Regions from separate parts of the Homo sapiens genome. Here regions 2, 3, 4, 5 and 6 are each linked to region 1. Evidence: chromatin contacts called from ENCODE Hi-C or POLR2A ChIA-PET data. All regions are on one chromosome and are shown on one strand. The core of a region is the stretch at or near the end of the contact, and the rest is flanking DNA. Distances in the headings are between cores, read along the strand shown.

Region 1 (2,789 bases), core at 160-2,659:
GGCCGTGGCCCAGGTAGACCTGGAGCTGGTAACACAGAGTGTCGATTTCCTGCTCGGTCATCTCGGGGGCGCCCCCAAACAGCACAGTCCACATGCCCGAAGGTTCCTCGGGGAACACCGGCAGGCACGGCTCCAACTGCGAGTTCACCGAGCACAGCTGCTGGTGCACGGCGCGCAGGTCCTGGAAAGAAAACAGTCCGGCCCAGCTGCACTCTTCGGCCGGAGACTCCAGCTCGGTGGCGGGCGGCGGCTGCTCCGCGTCCGAGAGCGCCAGAGGTGCCTCGTCCTCCTTCACCATTTCCAGCACCTCTATCTCCTCGGAGACCGTCCCAGAGGCGCTCACTATCCGTACAGAGGACACCTGGGCCTCTCTGGGCGCCGGCCGGGCTGCTGCAGCGGCTGCCCCCGCCGCATCGTCGGCTTCAGATGTTTTCTGACCCGGGATGGGTTTGGCCCGCACTGGGCTCCTAAGACGACTCTCCGCCCCTTTGCTGCCAGGACTCCGCAGCCGCGGGTCCCCCAGAAGGCTGCGAGTGCTCCGAGGAGAGCCGCCCTCCGCCCAGGCCGAGCTCCGCCGGGGCCCGGGGCTCCTAACCAGAGTTGCAGAGGCAGTGGCCTCGGGCCGACCCCTGCCCGCCGGGCTGCCGGGCCCGCGGCTCCCGTCGGACGCAGCTCCGCCGGCCTCGGCGCCCCCTCGCGCCCCCGCTTGCTCCCGGGAGCCGCTCCTCTGCCTCTGGGCCGTCCGGTTGTGGCAGGTTATGGCAAACTTGCCCTCAATCTCGTTCCAGGCCACAATAAAGACGAATTTGTGTTTCTCGCGCTCGTCGAACACATGGGGCCGCACAGCCACCCAGTCCGACTCGAGCGTCTCCTCCAGCGCGAACGACATGGTGGCTCCGGCTTCTCGCCGCGGGGAAGGGCCGCCGGCCCGGCCCGCCCGAGGACTCCCCGCTGGCTGCGCCGCGCCCCCCGCTCACCCTCGCCGGGCGCCTTCAGCCATCTTAGTGCGCCGGCCGGCTCTCCCGGCTCGTTCGCCTGTCCCTCCGCGCCCCGACCGCCGAGCTCCTTTGTGGCGCGGATCGAGAGAAGGACAATAAGCGTCCCGGGAGCAGGTAGTTCACATGGTCACCTGCGGCCGGATCTGTTTACAAGCTCCGCGCTGCCGCAGCGCCTCGCGGCCGCCCGCCGCCCCCCGCGCGAGGCCGTGGAGCTGCGTCTGCGGCGCTCCGGTGGTGAGGCGCGGGTCCCGCGGGGTCAGGCCGGCGCTGTATGCGTCCCGGTCGCTCGCCCAGGTCAAGATCCCCGCCCCCGCCCCTGGTGCTGCTGCAGAAAGCCCGGAGCCGGCCTGACTGATGAACCCGTCTCCTAAACTCTGCGCCTCAGCATCGCCACAATGTTGCCATTCGACTGCTGACGTCGGCGGCTCCACGAGGGACGTAAACATGGGCACGTGCCGCACGCTGGTGACGCGGCGGCGGCGGCGCGCGCACCCCGCCCGCGCGCGCCGGCGCCTCCTCTCGGCGTCCCCTGAGCCAGCCCGCGAGCGGCCGCGCTCCCGACTCTCCTTCCTTCCGCGCAGCCTCCAGTTCCCCGGGGCTGGAGCCGGCTGTCGGCTGGTTGCCGGCTCCGAGGGCGATGAGAGTGGCAGGTGTGCCCTGCTGCACAGGTGGCCTCCGAACCCGGGAAAAGAGGAACTAAGGCGGAGGAACTGAGACGTTTCGAATTCCAGGTATTGAGACCCTCGAATGTACATTTGCCTCCATTCTCCTGGAGGGAGCCCGGACGGAGAGTCGCTCCTGCGTTCAGAAGTAGCGTGTTGCCGCGGGGAACGGTGTGCTGAACTATGTGGGGCTCGCCCCCAGCCTGTTAGGTTCTCCCCTAATGCCCTTGAGACCAAAACAAAAAACAAAAACAATTCCAGAAGCTTTTCTGGAAAGACAGAGTTTAATATATGAAAGGAAGGTGTCTGAGGAAAGCCCAGTAACAGTCCAAAACAAAATGAAAAATGAAAATGCCATGTCCTAACAGCATGAATGTTTACATTTCAGTTCATTGGTGTTTTATTGCTTCAGGTTTCATCATTATGTACTGTTCTGTGAACCTCGTTTTGAGGTCACTGGGCTTTAGCCCTTTTGAAGTTGTATTCAATTATGGGAGTTCCCAGAATGCATATACAAAAACAGTCATATCAATCTCTGCTATTCTTACTAAACTATGATGAAACACATTCTTAAAATTAGTAGACTTTATAATAATTATTGGCATTCTTTTTCCGATTAGTATTCAAGTCACAGATGTTGTGCACCATAGTAAAGCACAATGGAAATTAGTTCTTTTACATTTATTCACATTTCTAAAGTATATACAAAACCGTTTGGATTAGCCTTGTATTGTTAGGTTCAGTAAAAACAGCTGTTTATTCAGATGACAGAACAGTACTGAACTAGCTAAGCTTCAAACTTAGTTCAGTATTGTCCATCTTAAACTCTAAGCTTCAACACTTGGTTCAGTATTGTCCTGATATTTGAATAAACAGCCAAAAAAAATTTTTTTTTTGAGACAGAGTCTCACTCTGTGGCCCAGGCTGGAGCACAGTGGCACGATGTCAGCTTACTGCAGCCTCTGCCTCCCGGGTTCAAGCGATTCTCCTGCCTCAGCCTCCCAAGTAGCTGGGATTACAGGCACACACCACCAAGCCCGACTAATTTTTGTATTTTTATTAGAGACGGGGTTTCTTCATGTTGGCCAAGCTGGTCTCGAACTTCTGGCCTCAGGTGATCCGACCGCCT
Region 2 (2,789 bases), core at 290-2,789, 890 kb before region 1:
AGTCAGTGTCGGCTAAGTTATGCTGTGGTAACAAGCAACTCCAAAACCCTCAGTGGCTTACAATGACTAAAGTTCAGTTCTTGCTCACATTGTGGGCTACCGGTAGCTTTGCTCTAAGTTTTCCATCCTGGGACCAGCAGTCTGTATTTGGGATATTGCTGGTTTCATGGAAGAGAGAACGAACATAGTAGAACCATATGATGAATCAGAGCTTCTGCTTCGAAGTGGCACACATCACTTCTGTTATCATTGCATTGGTCAAAGCAAGTCTCATGGCCACTCTTGAGGTCAAGGAGATGAGAATATGTAATCCTCCCACAAGAAGGGACACCTCAAACCACATCTCTAAGGCTGATGCAATGAAGTGGGGAAGTATTATCTTCCCCAGGGTGGGGCAGCAAATATTTTGAGTAATAAAATCTACTGTAATGGGGAATAGGAGGTTTTTAAAAAATTCTTACAACTTAGTTTTTTCCCTGTCACATAGGCTGTCAGTATATCCTAACTTACAGAAGTGATTGTGATTGTGTCTGGGTGTTGGAATTATGGTGATTTTAATCTTCTTCTTTGAAAGTTTTTGATGATGAGTATATATTTATTTTGTAGACAAATTAACAATTTTTAATTAAAAATTTAAATTATACCAGGCTTGGTATCGCATGCCTGTAATCCTATCACTTTGGGAGGTCAAGGTGGGAAGATCACTTGAGCTTAGGAGTTTGAGGCCAGCCTGGGCAACATAGTGAGACCCTGTCTCCATTTTTATATAAACAAATAAGCAAAAATTTTGATGAAAAATTTTTTTGTAACCAAATTAAAATTTATGAATTTCATTTGTACAAAAAAGGCAGTGGATAACTAACTTGTTTTTAATATTGGAATGGTAGTATGTGCAGAACAGTGTTTTAGAAAAATACATCTCACAACATTGAAGAAGAAAATGTATGTTGGAGATTTTGTGTTTTAGATATATCTCAACCTGTCAGCTTTGAAAGAATGTGGCTATGAAATGGAGTGTGTTTGTTAAAGAAATAAGTAAATCAGTAAGTGAATGTTGGTTAGTTGGGTGGAGAAAGGCTTAGAAGCATCTAGCACTAAAAGATATATTCTTTTGTGGTTATCTGGCTGATGTCATGAAATTCTGACTTATACCACCAGGGAAGCTTACATTTCTCTTTGGCAGGGAACTTCAAATTTAGTACAGTTTGGACCTCACTGCATAGTCATAGTAAAAACTTTTGTACTTAATTGACTCTTCGTTTGCTTCTGGTTTTATAGTGGCCTTCCTGATGAACCAGCTTTTTATAATCCAAATTGGATCTGTGCCTACTTAATTGTTTCTGTCCCAATTCTACTTGGTGGTCAAGACTGAATCAGATTTTCGGTTCCTCCTTCTCCTCTCGTTTTGACTTTCCAGTGTATTCAACTGAATTTTCATCATAATGACTCCAAAGTACTCTTCTCTTCCTTTGTCTTGTGGTCACAAGAAAAATCACAAGATCACATTGATGGATGACTCATGAGCTCCTCATCTTTCTGATAGAGTCTCTGAACTGAACCAGCGTGAGTCTAGGTTTGCAGGAAGGCTTTTGATTCAGCCTTGTGATTCTCATGAATAGATGGCAATAGAATTAATTTCTCTCTCGATCTTGCTTTTCTTTTTCAACTAATAACTTTATTTACATCTATTTTCCTCCCTACCCAACCCACTGCATGTCCTTTTCTTGACCCAGGTGATGACGTTTCTTAAACCAGTTTGCTCTTCTCCGTATCCAAAGCTGCTCTCGTAGGTCACCATTATAACTCCACAGTTAATGCAGCAACTGCCCAGCTGAGTCTTCCCATCATCGGACGTCCCCAATCCATTCCAGCCATGGTGAGCTTTCAATAATGCAAATCAAGTCTTCAAGGTCATTCCTGTGTAGAAAGCCCATTGCCTTCTTCATATACTTACGGCTTTCAAGTTCCTTCATATCTAGTCTCTGTTCCCCTTTCTAGCCTACCTCCCAGTACTCTCACTCCAATATAGCTCATGTCAAACAGATACTACTTTTGGTTTCCTGAAATGCCTTTCCTTGACAGTGAACCTTGCTTCTGCCTGAAACACTCTCTCTTTCCCTATTTCTATCAAGCTCCCTGATTTTCAAGGTTCATTTCGGGCAGCATGCCCTCTAGGAAGCATTTCTTGGCAGCCTGATCCTCTGCCCAGCCTCTCATCTGATTTAGGCCATAGATTGAGCATAACATGTTTCACAGTATTGTAATTGTTCGTTTATGTGGTGGTATCTCCTCACATTGAGGGTAGAGATTGTGGTTTTGGTTTTTGTGTTTGTTTTATCATTGTATACCTAGCACCTAGCATAAGGTTGTGATGTACAATTGTTTGCTATATGAATGAATGAATGGATGGATGCCTTCACAAGAAAAATCGCTCACTAGACCATGTTGGTCAGTAGCAGGTACTGGGAGGCACAGAGTCAAGAGTCTAGCACGTGACACATGACAACTGTCTCACTGTGCCATCAGGAATGGAGTGGACCCCTATTGGGATGTCCATCCCCCTACCTTTTTTGGTTGGAACCATCCCTCTTCTCTCCCCTCCCCTCCACACAGTGACAGGGATGGGCTTCTGATTGCCATGTTCATAAACAAGACTACCTGCAACTACTCCCCACCCTGGGTGGGAGTTGGGCACTGTTAGTAAATTGGTCAAGGATGGTGCCTGACCCAAGGTGGTTCAGTCTGTGTCCTTCTCCAGGAACTTGGAATCAGGACGTACAGAGAGTTGC
Region 3 (2,789 bases), core at 125-2,624, 880 kb after region 1:
TCAGGCATTTAATAATCAGAGCAGAAATAGTTTTCCTCTTCCAGGATTCTTAATGAAAGATAAAACCAGGAGTAAAAAGATGTAAACTCAACAAGCCAGAAGTGACACTTGTGTGACCACAAATTAGAGTTCCTGTTTTATTCTGTGTGACTGCAAATTAAAGTTACTACTGCACATGGCCGGGGGGATTGAGAAACAACTTCAACCAACAGTTGGAAACAAATTACACGTGCTAACAGTTACACTCATTAGGAAATTCAGAATACTTTCAAAGAGAGAGTTATTTAGATGTTGCATTCATTTAAACGCAGACGATGAATATCTCAGCCGCCTTCCTTTGCAGGATTCTGTGCCAAGCCCTTCCGAAGCCGGGGTTGATAAGGTCGACTCCAAGAAGAAAAGCAGCTCAAGTAGGAAATGGTATCCTCACATAGCCCAGAGAACCGGTGACGCACTAGGAGCTTGGAAAATATCCCATCGTTTACCTTGCTAGAAGCAGCTGGGTAGGGAAGAGGTCGTCCACGTGCACTATTGTTTTCCAGATATGTTTATTTTTAAGTTTTGCTTTGGTATCAATAACCTCAACCTCAACCTAACAGAAAGAGGGGGGATGGCAGCGCCACTGGTGGTATTTGGGTGCAACACAAGTTTAAAAAATAAAAACATAACCTTTTTTTTTTTAATTGCAGCATACTCGGTGCCCTCACCTCTCTCCTCCTCCACACCTCTGCCATCACCCCACGCAGCTCTCCGCCGCCGCCACCTCGGGTCCCCATGACAACCCCACCCCAGGGCGGGCCCCCCTCCGCCGACTCCCGGCCCTGCCAGCCACACTTGCTTGGCAAGGGGCGACTCTACCTGCCCTCGGCTTTCTCTCCTGAGAGGCGGGCCAGGACCCCTCCGGGCGCGCGGGCCCAGTCCCGGCTGCAGACACGACCCTCACCAGTCGGGGACGTGTGGAAGGGCGACCGGGCACGAGCTGAGGAGGTTCCACCCCCAAGCCCCAAAACCCAAAGGAGTGACACGGGGCCGGGGCGCGACCCCAAATGGAGGACGGCGGCCCCGCGCCCCTCTCTGGGCTGCTAAGGGGAGCCGAGGGGCAGACGCAGTGGGCGCGAAGGAACTCGTCCGTTTTCACAAACAACGACGCGTCGCGGCGGCAGGAGATGCTGGGGCCGAAGCTCACCTTGAAGGGATTGTTGAGATCCGGGTCGGCAAACGGGTTACTGTCGAAATCCGACATCTCTCTGGCTCTCGGCGTCACCCACCCGACCCAGGCGCAGAGAGAGAGACGAGGCGAGGCCGCCGCCCCCCTGCGCGCTCACGTCGCCGCCGCCGAGCAGATCCGGGTGCAGCTCGCGGGCCACCCAGCCGGCCGCGCCACTGAGCATGCCCGGTGCGGCGGGCTCCTGGCCGCGGCGCAGCTCGCGTTCGCCATCCCGTTCCTCCGGGCCCGGATCCCACGCTCCGGGCTTTAGCTGCGACCGAGTAGGCAGTCGGGGCGAAGGAAACGGGAACTGAAAGCGATGAAAAGCGTTCCACACGCCACGAGCCCGCGGGATCCTCGGAGAGTATGGAACCCTTCCCCTCCGCTCTCAGCCGGAGGCCAGCTGCGTCCAGCCGGGCTCGGTCTTCTGAACACCGATTTCAAATCAGGTCCTCGGGGCCCAGCGTCACTTAGGGAAGTGGTGGCATTTTGTGGTAAGGACGCACACTTGTCAGGTTGGGGGAGGCAGCCTGAGTCGTGGGCCGCGCACCCCGGGAGCAGTGCCGTTAGACCGTGGGACGCGGGCACTGGAGAGGCTACTGCACCGCCCTCCGCAAATTACCTCCCCGGGGCGGGGGCGCGGCCGCTGCTAAGGATTTTTGCATACCCCTGACCCCACCTGAGAATCCCGGCCTCCCATCTTCCGGTCTCTCTGACTCTAGGTTGCTGCTAAATCACGGAGAGCAGCCTTGGCGCTGCCGGTCCCAACTTGATCCAAGGAGCCTTGAGAAGGAGATGAGATTCAGTACCAGGGGCCGGCCGTGGCTCCCATCCTCCGGAATCTGCAAAATGGCTACTTCTTCAGAAATAATGGGGAGAGGGATGGCAAGAGGCCAGAGATCAAGGCCCTCGAGTATTAACTTGAGCATTTGGGCACAAAATAGACACTTTTGGATTTTCCCGTCTTTTCCAACACCAAGGATGAGATTATCAAAAGATGTGTTAAATTAATTTGTACCGGCCGGGCGCGGTGGCTTACGCCTGTAATCCCAACACTTTGGGAGGCCGAGGCGGGCGAATCACAAGGTCATGAGTTCGAAACCAGCCTGGCCAATATGGTGAAACCCCCGTCTCTACTAAAAATACAGAAATTAGCCGGGAGTGGTGGCGTACGCCTGTAGTCCCAGCTACTCTGGAGGCTAAGGCAGGAGAATCGCTTGAATCCGGGAGGTGGAGGTCGCAGTGAGCCGAGACCGGGCCACTGCACTCCAGCCTGGGAGACAGAGCGAGACTCTGTCTCAAGAAAAAAAAAAAATCAATTTGTACCATTCCTTGCCCCACCCTGCCGAACTTATTGAAAGAGCATCGCTTTCCTCACTTTTCTCCTCTAACAGAAAAGCACTTAGATGAAGCTACAGGGAGCCAGAATTCTTTTGACTTGGTGGGTACCGGAGGATTGGAAGAATCTAGATTGAGTATTCCTTGGCCTTTGGGGAGCTTGCTCTATGCAAAGTCACCCAGGAAATGATACTCCCCCCACTGTGAAACACTAGCTAGAGATGATAGACAAAAAGCACATTTG
Region 4 (2,789 bases), core at 159-2,658, 660 kb after region 1:
TTTGACATTTTGTGGAGTTAGTTTTGCCATGTGGGTTTTTCTTTTTTTCTTTTTTTGAGATGGAGTCTCGCTCTGTCACCAGGCTGGAGTGCAGTGGCGCAATCTTGGCTCACTGCAACCTCCGCCTCCCAGGTTCAAGTGATTCTCCTGCCTCAGCCTCCCGAGTAGCTGGGACTACAGGTGCGTGCCACCACGCCCGGCTAATTTTTTTGTATTTTTAGTAGAGACGGGGTTTCACCATATTAGCCAGGATGGTCTCGATCTCCTGACCTTGTGATCCACGCACCTCGGCCTCCCAAAGTGCTGGGATTACATGGGAGGGCCACTGTGCCTGGCCCTCCATGTGGTGGTTTTCAAGGTGTTTGTTTATTTACAGCAAAACCCTTTCTTTCAAATGAAATCTTGTGTTTAACCCTAATATAGGAAACAGATCAAGAGCTGCTGCCCTGTGGGGGTTGCCTGCAGCCTCCTTCTTGCCACGTGGTCCCTGAGGCACAGCTGAGCAGCCTGTTTTATAATCCACTGGCAAGAACACAGGATTAGGAAGCAGTGTCTGTTTAGCGGTCCCTAGCTCTGCCACCAAGACCTTTGGTCACTTTACGTCTCTCGATTCTTTTATGAAATGATGACTTTGGGCCAGAGTCTCTCTGAGGTCCTTCCTGCTCTGACAGCCAGCAGTTCTGAGTCACACAGAGAGACTGAGGTGGTGAGGTGTTTGGTGACGCTCAGCAAGAACAGGTCTGGAGAGAGGAAGAATCACCCTGCTTTAGCATGAATAGCCTTCACTTCATGTAAGCGAAAGCTCAGGAACCAAAACATGCATCAGCAGAATTGCCTCTGAGGACAGTGTTTTCTGAAGGTTTCAGCGAGCCATCTGCAACCTGTTAGCACAGAAAAATCTTGTGGGGAAAAGGACTTCAATCAATTGTAGGTGGTTGTTTACCACTGATTGTTGAATTTGCTGATCAGCAGTGGTTTGGTTAAAACCGTTTTCCCTTACTAGACAAAATTATGTCCCATCACTTTTTTGTTGTTCTTAGTTGGGAAATGCATCTGAGACATAGTTCAAGAATCTGCAGCCAATTAACACATTTGGTTAGAGAATGGAGATGGTGAGGCCAGGGTCAGGGTTCAGTTGGTATGTGGGCCAGTTAGCTGAGCTGGGCCCTCTGGCCAGACTGTACTTTTAACCCCAACCAACTGGCTCTCACATGTGTGCCATGGGTCACAGGGAAGGGTTAGAGGGCATGGAAGGATATCCCAGCTCAGCCTCTCCTCCTGGGGCCAAGCTGGGCCTTTGCCCTGCTGCTGGAGGGCTGGGCCTGGTGTACAGAGGGCACCCTCCCCACGTCTTTAACAGCTAAAGGGAAATGTGAAATACTCCCCACGGACCAGTATCTTCACGCCCACTGTTAGTGGGCCTCTTCAGTCTGAAGACAAAACTTCCTCCTCTAAGTTAGAACAGACATTATGTAAATAATGCTTCATAGTTCTCATCGTGAGCGTACTCTCCTCCTCTTTGGGAATTGGGAGAAGAGCTGGCATTAAAAGAGAAATTTTCTTCTGTTTTGGGTATTTGCTTCTATTGGATTTAGTTACAATTTGTTTCCTATAAAATATAGGAAACACAAGTAGTTTGAAGTAAACGATCTTAGTTAGGCACTTTTGATGAGACAAGTGTTCATTCCTATTATACAAAATTCAAACATTACAGAATTCTAAAACTTACACACTTCTTAATCTATGCACAAACCTACCCCCATGGTAGCCATCAAGATAATCTTGAATCAATTTAAAAATGGACATAAAAATTAGAATTTTAAAACTTGTGATTTATTTTTCCCCCAGAATTATTTGGGTCCAGGGCAATGGCTTCCAAAGTGTTTGTTTCAACAGTGAGTGCTTTCTTCAAAATTTTAAGTCAAATTCTAACATGGGGGGAAAAAAGATGAAAGCAGAGACAGGCTGTGCAGGAGCTCTGCTCACTTCCTCCTCTGCCTAACCAGTGAAACTTACAGGTCCCTCTGTTGAGAGACCCCCTCTGCAGAGATACCTCCAACATGCCCTTCCCTGCTGTTTCAGCGGTTGAGTGTGTTGGCCTCAACTTCCCTGACCAACTCTTCTAAGTGGGGCAGCTGTAGTGACGCTTGTTTCCCTGCCATTCACTTGGGGTGGTTATTTTTAGCTAAGCTATAGTTAGTTGCAAACTTAAAAGCTAACCACCTAAGCCAACCAGTATTTTTTCCTATCTTAAAATTGGACCTTTACATTTAAGTCATCCTTTCAGTTTAGCTCAAATGCCACATTTGTCACTACTTTTTAGTCTGTGCCAAGAAGTTTTTCTCCTCATGGATTGGGTTTAAGGCTGTCACGATAGTGCTTGCACCCACCATGGTAGACAATTCTGTTCATGGATCTTGTAGAAATGAGTTTTTTCCTTGTACTCCCCGTTCCAGGAAATTGAGTTCCTGCCTGTTTTCTCTTCCCCACTAGATAATGAGAAGCAATGCAGTGTTATTTCACACTGTAGGTCTTGGGTGCCCAAGCCTTTTTGGGACCCAAGCTGCACAGCAGGACCAGGCGAGCGAGCATTACGGCCTGAGCTCCACCTTCTGTCAGCTCAGCAGCAGCATTAGATTCTCATAGGAGCACAAACCCTATTGTGAACCGTGCGTGCGAGGAATCTAAGTTGTATGCTCCTTATGAGAATCTAATGCCTGATGATCTAAGGTGGAACAGTTTCATCCCGAAACCATCTCTCCCTTACCCATTGCCCACAGAAAAATTGT
Region 5 (2,789 bases), core at 92-2,591, 610 kb before region 1:
TTCATTGCCTGGAAGGTTTTTCTGTCTAGACATTTCTTCAGCAGTTACAATGGTGCTGAGTGTAATTGTGGCAGGGCCAGCTGGCCCAGACATCCTTAAAGGGGCCTCTGCATTGCAGTGTATTTAAAATAGTTGTCACTGCCTCAAGTGGATGAGATTTCTGAGAGAGTAATGCTGTTTGCTCATGCATCCAAGCATTTGTATTTAAATGCTTATTGAGAACCCAAGGTGTACAGCACTCCATTAAACCCTGCGGGAGAAGATGCCAAACACGGGGCCCCATCCTTGCTCTCCAGGAGTTTATCATCTAATTAGAGAGACAGGACACAGTGCACACACAAACTCTCTTTTCGGTTGAGGACCTGAAATCCGAGTGTCTCAACCCTGGCCAATTAACGTCAGCTAAAGAGATTTAGAAACAATATTGGATGTCTGAGCCTCACCCCAGACAATTACATGAGAAATGTCTGGATAGATCCCACGCGTTAGTTTTTTAACTGCTCTGCCCCATGCAATTCTAAGCTGCAATCAGATGTGAGAAATGTTGGCCTAAATCCCACCTTTCCTTAAAGATAGGGATCAGTTTGCTCTCCCTGATTTCCCCAATCAGAAGGAATATTACTGATTGATTTTCAAAGGTCCCAGTGCTTCCATCAAAGAAACACACGGGAAACCTCAAACCAAGCCCTTGTCCCCCGACATCTCAAGGGGGAGGAGAACACAGCAGGAAAGTCCGTACCCTGCAGCCCCAGCCCACACCTGGAAGGTTTCTTTACTCGGTGTTGATTAAAGGCAAGGTCCCATCAGCCAGGCTCTGGTGATGCCAGAGAATTTAAAAGGCCACTGTCAACCCAAACACAGTTCAACTCTGAGACCAGCCATATTTCTTGGAAGCCCCTTGGCTTACTGCAAAGTATCTATGTTCGTAAACTTGGGGTCCAGTGGTTATCTGACCCCAAATGAGACAGATGTCTCACTTCATAAGACTGGAATCTTCTGGAAGCAACAGAGGTTGGCTTAGATTTTCTCCTCTTAGGCCTCCAAATTTGGACCATATTCCTGTCCAATGCAGGTGCAGCGTCCCGGCTAATGAGGCAAATTGGACCCTGCGTCCCAGAACAGACATTCCTAGGCACTGACGATGGCTGCCTGGCTGGGAGATGCAGCTTAGTCTTGATGAAAGTTGTCTTTTATTTCCCTTTGTCTGAGTGAGCCCATCCAGTCAGCACTAATCCATTTGTCCAAAGGATTCTAACTTAATCGCCAGCACTTGCGGCCAAAGCCTCTGATGCTCTGACCCATCTCTGTAATTGTCTTGACCAATATATCTGCCTCCGCTCACTGATGGCTCAGGCCAGGCTCCAAGCTGTACCTCAGAATGTGATTAATCAAGAACATCAGAGGAGGGGAGATGCAGACTGGAAACTTTTTATATGCTAGGGGGAAAGAAGCCAGACTTTGAGCAAAGGAGACGTCAGCTTCCAAATAAGGTTCCTAAGTGTGCATGCCGATGCATTGCTCAGTAGTCGCCGGGTTTTCAGTCTCCAGAAGCTTACTCAGGACTTATTGCTGCAGAGGTAACAGAAGCTTTCTCACCAATAGAAAAGACCGGTCCTCAGGCCCACATGGATACCCAGTTTCAGAGCAGTGCAGACCTTCCAGAAAGAACTTTGGCACCAGAAGTTCTTCTCCCTGGGTCTCAAGCTGTGTTTTCTGGGAAGCAGTGACACCTGGTACTCTAATCCCTCAACTGCCTCCCAGGCCCTGGGTCTGGGTGAGATCAGACCACATGACCCCCTTCTGCTCTCAGCGCTTCTGCCCCGTTTCTCCAAGGGTTATCATTTTAAATGCCGCCTCAAGAACTCCTCTAGTCTGTGCTGCTGATTAAGCCCACCCTTCTTTCTACGTGCAGCCTCTGCACACAGTAGCCCCTCAGAGGTGTAGCAGTCTGCTGTTGGTATGAGTTACTCCGAGGGACCCTGGAGACGGATCTTTCCAACGGATGCTCCTATCTCTGACCCCATGCTGTCCCCACCTTCGGCTCCAGAGAGGCATGTGGGGGGGGTCTTTGGAGAGCCCCAGGGCACAGTGGCCAGGGTTCACCTCAGCCACATTGCCGTGTCCATCGGCACCACACTGCAGAACAAGGAGCATGTGATCGAGGCCCACATGGGGGTCAACTTCAAGTTCCCTGACTGCCAGGCAATCCACATCTCCAAGAAGTGGGGCTTTACCAGGTTTAATGCAGATGAATTTGAAGACATGGCTGAGAAACACCTCATCCCGATGGCTGTGGGGTTAAGTCCACCCCCAGTTGCAGCCCCTGGACAAGTGGCGGGCCCTGCTATCCTAAGTGCTGCCATTGCACCGCCCCCTCCTTACTCATGCCCACTGAGAAATCCCACTCCTCGTAAAACAAACAAACAAACAAACAAAAAAAACCCAAAGAGACTGAGAGAGCTCTTCTAGTCGATTTTGCCTTCTGGTGCCATTTTGGGTTTTTAGTTTTGTTTCAGACACAGGGCCCCACTCTGTCGCCCAGGCTGGAGTGTAGCGGTGCCGTTTCAGTTCATTGCAACCTCCATCTCCCGGGTTTAAGCGATTCTTCTGCCTCAGCCTCCCAAGTAGCTGGATTACAGGTCTGCGCCACCATGCTCAGCTAATTTTTGTAATTTTTGTAGAGACGGGGTTTCACCATGTTGCCTAAGCTGGTCTCAAACTCCTGGCCTCAAGTGATCCATCGGCCTCCGCCTTCCAAAGTGCCGGATTACAGGCGTGAGAGCCACGGC
Region 6 (2,789 bases), core at 97-2,596, 590 kb after region 1:
ATTTTTAAGGAATTCAGAATGTTCTCTGGCAAAGTGCCTCAGAAAGCTTCTAGAACAGGAAGTGGCCTGCCTGAGGGGTATTCTAGAGCCATTCACCTGTAGGCCTGCGCATATGGATGCAAGTGTAGAGAGGACCCCAGCAGAGAACCGGTAGGAGGCCGCTCACGCCATCCAGTGCCAGATAGCGAGAACCAGAAAGGCGGCAGTGGGCTTGAAAGGACATGGCACCTGGAAAGGCATTAAAAATGAAGAACTAATGGGACTGGCTACCGGGAGTGGAGGAGCGAGGCCCAAAATTGACTGCTAATCTGAATCTGGGCGACTGGTGGATAGAGGTGTCCCAGACAAGGGGCTGAGAAACTGGGAATGGGAGCATTTGACTGGGCGGGGGGCGGGGGGGTGGCGAGGGGTGGAATACAAGATGGGTTTGCCTAGAGAGGTGCCACGTCCTAACAGTTCAATCACAAACAATACTGGCACCTGAATTCATGGCCATTTAACTCTGTTCTTTGCTCCCAGCCCTGGGGGCGGAGCTGGGGAGTTAAAGCATCCCCTCTCTGGACAAGAATGCCTTTTCAGGCTGTTCCTAAAGCGCCTCCGAAAATCATCCTGAAACCGTAATTTTGAGGGCAGGGAAGCTGAGGACACCAAGCATTCTATTTAGGAATAATCTTTGTGACTGTTGGAATTGAGTTTCCACACCTAGATATTCAGAGGGCACGGGAACTTATGTCCGGAGCCTCCTCTCCGGAAGAGGGCGGCGAGGATGGGGGTCCAGGCGCCCCTTGGCCCCTTTCCCGTTTCGGACTCTCCGGGGTCACCAGACGGCCGTTCTTTCCGCTTGGGCCCGGGTCTGGGGGAACTGCTCCTAGCGCCCCGGGGCCCGCTCTCCGCCGGAGCAGCCTGGCCTCTCTCCCCCGGCTCCGTCAGCGCCGCTCTCCGCCTCCGGCCCTCCCGGCAGGGCTGCTCGAAGCTGCTCCGGGAGCTTCCCCGGTGCGGCCCGGAGGAACCTCGCAGGACCCCGGGAGACGCCGCCGCCGCTGCCCGGCGGGCTCAGGGACCGGTTCCCAGGCCCCCACACCCCCTCTCGGGGATCCCCTGTCGCCGACTCCCTCCCGGACCCGCAGGACACTCCCCTCCGGAGGCCGGGCCTGGTCCGCCCGCCCGCCGCCCCCGTCCCGCCCCGCGCGCCGCGCCGGGAGCCCCGAGCCCGACCCCTCCCCCGGACGCCCGGCCCGCTCGCGGGACGGAGGCGGCGATGGTGACTGGGCAGCGGCGCGGGGCCGGGGCCTGGGCAGGGCGGCTCGGCCGCCTCTTTCTCTCGCTGCCCCCGCCCCTCCTCCTCCTCCCTCTCCCCGAGTGCTAGCCCGGGCGGCCGCCGAGCTTGGCGCTCTCTCGCCTCGCTGCCTCCTCCCCCGCGCCGCGGACCCTCTCCCCTCCCTTGCGTTGCCCCCCTCTCCCGCCGCCTCCTCCCGCTCTCCTCTCGCTCTCCTCCCGCCTCCTTCTTCCAGGCGCGGCCAGCGGGGGCAAGAGCGAGGTGGCTGCGAGGAGGCGTCACTGAAAGCCCTGACTTGGGGAAGGCTGCGGGCTCGGAGCCGGAGACGCCGAGCTGGGGCCGGGTGAGTGGCAGGCGTCGGGCCCGCGCGCGCTGCGGGAGGGGAGAGCCGGTGGGCCCGGCCAGGTGGGCGCCCCGCGCGGGCGCATGGGGAGCCGTTGCGGCCGGCCGAGCCCTGGCTGCTTGAGCCGCGGCTGGCGCGGGAACTTCGCTTCGGCGCCCTGGGAGACCGCGCCGAGCGGTCGGAGGTGCTGCGGGATGGGCGTTGGGTGCTGGGAATGGGAAGGGAACAGCTGCTTCTCAGCGCCGCCGGCGGCCGCAGAAGTGGAAAAAAGTTGTGCCGGGAACAGCGTCTCCTCGGGAAGCCGGCGCGAGCCCTGCTCTCTGGGCGTCGCTGGCGGGCTTCGGACGGCGGCGCGTGGGTCCCAGGCGCAGCTGGGCGCCGGGTTCCAGCGCGCCTGGCACCGCTCCCTGGGGGCCGCCCCGTGGTCGCCCCTGCTGTCCCTGGTCCGTGGCGTGTGGGTCACTCTGGCCACAGACGTCAGCTGCTTCTCAAATCTGGACTGCATTTTTGTGGGCAGCTCAGTGATTTGGGGTGCGGGCTGGAAGAGGTGGGCGTGGAGTGGGGAAGACCGCATCTGGGATGGGCGGCTTGAGCCCACGGGCTGGGCAAAGGACTGGGGAGACTCTGCGTGTGTTTCTGGATGTTTTTAGGCACACAGTTTTTTTTTTTCTTTTCCCTTCCATTCAGCGGCCCAGTGTTCTTCGAACTTAGAAAAGCAAAGGATTTTCTTCAATCCCGTTCGACTTTTCTGTTATTTCAGGATGGTCATGAGTTCCATGAAAGTCCATGTGCTTGTTTCAATGGGAGCAACACCAGAGTAAAGACAAAGTCCTATCCCCACCCCCGTCCTCGCCTCCACCCGGGCCATTTCCTGTATGTCCCATTTTCTCTGTTGTGATTGTGCGAGTGTGTTTGTGCATGTAGGTTACCATCGGTGGGTGACCTACGTGGAAAGGAGAACTCTTTGAAATTGCAACGCGGCCGCTATGGAAAGTGTGTGCTGGAGCCGAGGGAGGAAAGATTCCGGCGAGCCAGAGCTGTTAGAGGCTCACCCCAGAGAGGTAAACCGGAGTAACTGAGCTTGAAGGGACATTTATAACCTGCACATTGCTTTTGCCTTACCCCTTGGCCAGAGAGCTCCACTCCTGCTAGGTTTAAGAGAGGATCAGA

Evidence for each region. Hi-C counts contacts between places; a loop is a spot of excess contacts on that map. ChIA-PET counts read pairs that join two places held with the same protein, here RNA polymerase II (POLR2A). Pooled maps may share reads with other maps.
Region 2: a pooled map shows a loop between it and region 1 (5-fold over the local background). The contact joins the enhancer-like site here to the promoter of JMY in region 1. A Hi-C loop is called at or near these places in 1 of 168 maps with a recorded cell type or tissue (naive thymus-derived CD4-positive, alpha-beta T cell), 1 of 37 single-sample maps with no recorded cell type and 7 of 50 pooled maps.
Region 3: a loop to region 1 is called in a map of CD8-positive, alpha-beta T cell, with 5 times the contacts of the local background. The contact joins the promoter of SCAMP1-AS1 here to the promoter of JMY in region 1. A Hi-C loop is called at or near these places in 4 of 168 maps with a recorded cell type or tissue (CD4-positive, alpha-beta T cell, CD8-positive, alpha-beta T cell, ascending aorta and 1 more), 6 of 37 single-sample maps with no recorded cell type and 17 of 50 pooled maps. POLR2A ChIA-PET finds 5 or more read pairs at or near these places in 2 of 52 experiments (CD4-positive, alpha-beta T cell and CD4-positive, alpha-beta memory T cell).
Region 4: a loop to region 1 is called in a map with no recorded cell type, with 4 times the contacts of the local background. The contact joins the enhancer-like site here to the promoter of JMY in region 1. A Hi-C loop is called at or near these places in 2 of 37 single-sample maps with no recorded cell type and 1 of 50 pooled maps. POLR2A ChIA-PET finds 5 or more read pairs at or near these places in 1 of 52 experiments (HepG2).
Region 5: a loop to region 1 is called in a map of IMR-90, with 2.9 times the contacts of the local background. The contact joins the enhancer-like site here to the promoter of JMY in region 1. A Hi-C loop is called at or near these places in 1 of 168 maps with a recorded cell type or tissue (IMR-90) and 11 of 50 pooled maps.
Region 6: a map of OCI-LY7 shows a loop between it and region 1 (15-fold over the local background). The contact joins the promoter of LHFPL2 here to the promoter of JMY in region 1. A Hi-C loop is called at or near these places in 1 of 168 maps with a recorded cell type or tissue (OCI-LY7) and 8 of 50 pooled maps. POLR2A ChIA-PET finds 5 or more read pairs at or near these places in 1 of 52 experiments (IMR-90).

The regions. Positions count from the first base shown.
Region 1 is chr5:79,234,751-79,237,539 of GRCh38, reverse strand. JMY (junction mediating and regulatory protein, p53 cofactor) reads right to left here and starts at 1,409. Exons shown (of 11, transcript NM_152405.5): 1 at 1-1,409. The coding sequence starts at 889. It overlaps LOC124901011 (a long non-coding RNA gene), which reads left to right and starts at 1,517. Exons shown (of 2, transcript XR_007058836.1): 1 at 1,517-1,729. RefSeq lists silencers at 1-174, 458-727, 898-1,337, 1,368-1,417, 1,458-1,507 and enhancers at 1-267, 319-955.
Region 2 is chr5:80,124,746-80,127,534 of GRCh38, reverse strand. It overlaps a transcript of SERINC5 not described here. Among named protein-coding and RNA genes, the nearest start is that of THBS4-AS1, 42 kb to the right of the region's middle. Within about 2 kb of position 1,539, at least 4 of the 41 ENCODE cell types and tissues checked have a DNase peak (open chromatin) inside an H3K27ac peak, as active enhancers do.
Region 3 is chr5:78,359,126-78,361,914 of GRCh38, reverse strand. SCAMP1-AS1 (SCAMP1 antisense RNA 1) reads left to right here and starts at 1,374. Exons shown (of 2, transcript NR_105014.1): 1 at 1,374-1,701; 2 at 1,930-2,789. SCAMP1 (secretory carrier membrane protein 1) reads right to left here and starts at 1,298. Exons shown (of 9, transcript NM_004866.6): 1 at 1,187-1,298. The coding sequence starts at 1,243. RefSeq lists enhancers at 539-658, 1,053-1,649, 1,569-1,728, 1,759-1,848, 1,650-2,246 and silencers at 749-868, 1,299-1,388.
Region 4 is chr5:78,572,815-78,575,603 of GRCh38, reverse strand. The region is part of intron 2 of LHFPL2 (LHFPL tetraspan subfamily member 2); the gene reads left to right. Among named protein-coding and RNA genes, the nearest start is that of LHFPL2, 75 kb to the left of the region's middle. RefSeq lists an enhancer at 2,122-2,171. Within about 2 kb of position 1,408, at least 8 of the 41 ENCODE cell types and tissues checked have a DNase peak (open chromatin) inside an H3K27ac peak, as active enhancers do.
Region 5 is chr5:79,849,113-79,851,901 of GRCh38, reverse strand. No RefSeq gene overlaps it. Among named protein-coding and RNA genes, the nearest start is that of LINC01455, 86 kb to the left of the region's middle. Within about 2 kb of position 1,341, at least 4 of the 41 ENCODE cell types and tissues checked have a DNase peak (open chromatin) inside an H3K27ac peak, as active enhancers do.
Region 6 is chr5:78,647,329-78,650,117 of GRCh38, reverse strand. LHFPL2 (LHFPL tetraspan subfamily member 2) reads left to right here and starts at 1,346. Exons shown (of 5, transcript NM_005779.3): 1 at 1,346-1,619. RefSeq lists silencers at 808-1,747, 2,038-2,097.